2 separate regions of the Mus musculus genome follow, and region 2 is linked to region 1. Evidence: chromatin loops called from intact Hi-C (ENCODE). Cell type or tissue: left cerebral cortex. All regions are shown on one strand.

What was found. Hi-C counts contacts between places; a loop is a spot of excess contacts. Peaks named below come from ENCODE experiments on the same cell type or tissue, not always from the same donor. Only the 100,000 strongest peaks of a DNase experiment are listed, where the experiment ranks them.
Region 2: a loop joins it to region 1, with 2.1 times the contacts of the local background. A loop is called at or near these places in 8 of 42 quality-filtered maps.

The regions. Positions count from the first base shown.
Region 1 is chr10:28,077,125-28,079,624 of GRCm38, reverse strand. All of the region lies in intron 1 of Ptprk (protein tyrosine phosphatase, receptor type, K), which reads right to left. Among named protein-coding and RNA genes, the nearest start is that of Ptprk, 3.6 kb to the right of the region's middle. In left cerebral cortex, a CTCF peak has its summit at 1,165; DNase peaks (open chromatin) are centred at 1,086 and 1,993; H3K4me3 peaks cover 1,207 bases.
Region 2 is chr10:28,122,673-28,125,172 of GRCm38, reverse strand. The region is part of intron 1 of Ptprk (protein tyrosine phosphatase, receptor type, K); the gene reads right to left. Among named protein-coding and RNA genes, the nearest start is that of Ptprk, 49 kb to the right of the region's middle. In left cerebral cortex, no CTCF peak of the experiment used is centred here; a DNase peak (open chromatin) is centred at 1,059; H3K27ac peaks cover 845 bases.

The DNA of each region.
Region 1 (2,500 bases):
CAAACACACACACATAAACATACACACATACACACACATAAACACACATACACACACATAAACACACAAGCACACAAACACACACACACATACACACACATAAAGATACAAACACACACACACATAAACATACACACATACACACACATAAACACACATACACACATAGGAACACATAAACACACATACACACATATACAGAGAGGCACACTGCATTTTTAACTGTAAACAGTTTTGCTATTTCCTGCTTTCAACCTTCAGCAATTCCCTGTCCTCCCCTCAATGAAGAACAAGTCTAGGAAATGGAAACAGTGCCGACTCACACTCAGCATGACCTACTCTGTCAAAACACACAGAAACACACTCGGGCAGAAACAGTAAAAGGCAGTTGACAAACATTAGTGGGAGCCAACACACTTTCTCTACATGGAACTATAGCATGTAAACCCTATTTGAGGATCCAAGAAATACATACTAATACATCAATGTTGAACAAAGGGGTTGTCTTAGATTTGGGTAGCGGACTGGTCATACGTCTAGTATTTAAGAACATATATAAAGCAGCTCCTAGAGATATTTGATGAAAACCAAAAGCTTCTGATTTTTGAATATGCATGTGGGGCTTAGTTGTTACCAGCAAGGCGTGGGAGGGGTGTGGAAGAGGGACAGAGGAGCAGAGGGATTGATTTATTGATTTATTTTTGAGATTCACATTCATGAACACAAAGAGAAGAGCTGTCAGCAACACACATGCCAATGACCAAACAGCAGCGAAACCTGCCTCTTCCCGTCTGGGCGGTCCAGACACAAAATGACATCTCACGAGCAAGGAAATTCAGATATAAGGGAACCAGTGAGAGAGAAAAACAGACCTGGAGTACAGTTTGCAATTGTAATGTAGTTAGACACTGAAGGGTACCAGTCAATCAAAACTAGAAAAAGAAATGGCAAGCCTTAACACAGACTGGCTCCGAGTCTCCTCCCAGTAGACAATAATAATAAGAGAAAATTAAGTTTGAACTAGAGACAAGAAGACAAACACAAGGCAAGTGGTTCTGTTCAGATGAGTTGTAAGTTCCTAAGGGATGAGAAGGGTGATATGCCAGGACCTCTTCCAAAGCAGCTTTCTCAGGCTTACTTCATACAGACACAATAGTCCCTCTCTAGGTCATTGATAAGACTGCATCCAAAGGCACATGTAATTCTCTGCACTGAGAAAATGCTGAACCAGGAAATTTCTTTAAAATAACAAGATTCACAAGTATTTTTCCTGTAGTTAGGATACTAGAGGTATTAACAGTGACTCTTACATAAGTATAATTTTTGAAAGATGTGCATAGCTAAGCTAAAAATTGATCAAAGATGATTTCTATCATAAACTCATGGTCAGAATCAATTGTGGTGAAAATGGATGACTAGTGGAAGAACTCTCTCTCTCTCTCTCTCTCTCTCTCTCTCTCTCTCACACACACACACACACACACACACTCCTTGCTGAACAGCCTATACTTGCTGAGAAGAGAGTTCTAAGAGTTTAAAAGCCATAAAAGCTGAAACTCTGGCACTGGGCTACCATAATTTATGATGATTACACCCCAGGTTGCTGCACCATGCTCTACAGTTGACAGTGCACATAAATGACTTCACTTGATCTTCATAAAAACTATGTGGAAAGGTCAGGACAGGTATTATTATCCCCATTTTATAGATGAGAAAGCTGAGTTTCCAAGTGAGACTGGTTTTGTCGGGTTTGGGTTCTACAATAAGCTTGCTTCCACAGTGATACCAACATTAACAGCTACACAGCCTAGTAAATAGACTGGAGTAGCAGACTGGTTTCCCACACTTCAGTTTTCCTGGATAGAATACAGATAAAAGTGTCATTTTCAGAGACTCAAGTAAAAGGTAAAATGTATAGATAAAGTCGTGGCCTTAAAGATGTTTACTGTGGAGCACTTTTACACTTGAACTGCAGACAGAAAGGAGAAGGTTGCACTCTGAAAGTGTTAAATGTGTGACTGAGACACACACAGAGATCCAATGTATATATGACATACACACATTCCCAACTACACTATCCTCCCAAATGTGTAGTTATGTTTCCTACATTAACAGCCACAGAGTACTCCTGGAAAGTGGTGAACCACCCTTGGTGATCATGTTATAAAATGCATATATAGTAGGATGAAGTACTTTAGAATTTAGAAAATATGTCTCTTCAGCTCTTTAAAGCATGTTCATTTAAATGCCTCCAAAAGTTCCTCATTTAAAATAGAATAGTGGGAAGGGGGGAAGCAAGGAACAAAACAAAGCACTTCCAATTTCTTGTCCCTAGTCAATGCTTTTTTTTTTTTTTAACAAATATGCCATAGAGTTTAATGGCATTACAATACCAAATGATTTATGACAGCCAGAAGAAAAGAGATGTCTACAAAAACCAACTTTCAATCTCTGGAGAAAAACAGATAGGTGCGCAATCTGACTTTAAACTCAAGAGATA
Region 2 (2,500 bases), 46 kb before region 1:
GCTGCAAATACATCTAAAAATATTGGATGTCTCAACCAAAACTGCCATTCAATGTAACAAATAGCTTAAGAAACATCAATGCTTACACAGGTCACAAGCCAGTGCCTTTGTGTGTTAATTTAAATTTAAAGCAATCATCTTTACAGAGGCTGGAATTGCACACCACGTTACATGTAATGATCTAAAATGGGACCGAGTGTCTTTGCTCGCTGCATTCCAGAGTCTATCCATATTGAGAGCTGAGAATTGGCCCAGTATTTACCAACAGGGCATCCAGAGTCACATGCTGAGACCCCATATCTCTCCCCTTTTGTTTAAAGGGAGGCAGTTTCACGACTTCACTTGACTGCTAAAATGATTAAAGGGTTGCTAGCATATCTTTAAAACAAATCAAAAACACCTTAATGACTCAAAGCTTTACCACAGAGAAACCTTAAAAGTTTAAGAGTAAATTCCCATGGTGAGATTTTTTTTTTCATTAGACAAAAATATTTTAGAAAGGCAATGAAATACAGATGGGCTAGAAAAGCTTATCGGTACAACCAAGACAGACGACAGGAGGACCCATGTGACCCAGAATGATATTCAAGCTCCTGACAGCAGTAGTAGAATACACAAGAACCACAAGTATGAGGCTTGAGGGAGACAGTATAAAACTGCAGCATAAGGAAGAATCAGAGACTCAGAGCCAGATCTCAAGCTTTTATCTTGGGCAGGTAGACCAGAAGGATTGTTAAGGAGTATGCCGGAGGTCCCGCACGGTGGTGCAGGCCTTTAATCCCAGCACTGGGGAGGCAGAGGCAAGTGGGTCTCTGAGTTCGGGGTCAGCCTGGACTACAGAAGAGAGCTCCAGGACAGCCAGGGCTAAACGGGGAAACTTTGGGGCAGGAGAGGTATGCTTGAGAGCAAATAGCACCACGACGCTTAAACAGTCTGAGATTAAGGTGCTCCAAAGCATCCCTGTGAGGTAGAAACTCTAAAATACATCTGCAGCATAATGGAAAGGCTGAACTGTACTATGTATCTGAGAGACATCATTTCAGATGAAAACAGTATTTTTAATTCTAGAGAAGAAACAGATGGCGCTTGCTAATAAAAGAGGGCTTGCAGCCATGTTCCAATAAAACGTTCCATGTTGAGTATCTGCATACAGTGTTTAGTATTGATATGCATACAGTATTTAGTACTGATATGAAGACTTTCCCTCAACAGTCCACCTATTTTGCAAAACCAACACTAGCTTTGAGGAGCCAAGTCTTTTTTTAGAATAAATACACAATGCTGCTTAGATAAGACAAATCTTCAATGATAGTTCAGATATTGTTTTAATTCTGTGTAAGTCTCACAAAGGACATTAGGGCGACAGTTCTAACTCAGGTACCTGGTAGCTGTATCTGAACGTGCACGTGTGCGCGTGCACACACACACACACACACACACACACACACACACACAAATCATTGGGCTCACCATTATCTCCTCCTTTTGTGCCAAGAGCTACCCAGTTAATATTAAAACCATACCTTCAAAACACTCACACTGTACCAATTTTGGATGGTGGTGGATGTTTCAATAATTTGATTTTGACCGTATACACACGTAGGATCACCCTTACATTATCTGAATGCATATAATTTCATTTGACAGCTAGTTATCTAAGAAAACATCAAAAGTCATCTCAGTATCCTGATCACAAATCCATTCACAATATCCTGGGCATCACGACCAACCTTGTCTGAGATCAATGAGTACAAAAATAGATGTAAGCAGTGTTAACTCTCAGCTAGGCATGAATGTATGCATGAAATATGTGCAAATAATAACGGTAGACTCATAAAATGATTGTACAGATGCAGGATGAGTCCAGTGAGTATATAAAATATGTAGATTTTGTTTTATTTCACCTTTACTATGGTTTGGTAATTTTTAGAAGAACTTGGTCTCATCTATGATTAAGAAAACATCATTTCACTTTGGATTGATTCAGCAAACTGTCTTCACAGCTTTCAGGTATCATATATTTATGTACTAGACCTATAATTAATTACTGGGGAGCTTGGAAATGTATGATATTAAAGTGTAATGGGTGTTAAAATCTCAATAAGTATGTGTTCCTTCAAAACTGATTGTTGTCTGTTTTTGTTTTTTAAATCAAGGTGGGGAGGTGAGTAGCCAAAACTGATGGGTTTATGAGAAATCCATATGGAAACCTCCTAATTCCTAAGCTCAATATAAGTTAACAAAATAAGAGTCAGGAACAAGACCTTCTGTGTAACTTAACAATGCAGCTCTGGAAGCCATGGGTTACTAGAATCTCAGTGACAGGTGCAGTATACTTCTCTACGAACTTGCTCAAAGAGGCCCGAAATGCCTTGAAACAATACAGTCTCTTGCCAGTCCTCCAAACCAGAACTAGAAGATAATACCCAAGTGCTGATTGACTACTTTAAAGTTGCAAGATACAAAAAAGTCAAGCCAGAACAGAAATGAAAGCTTTTTC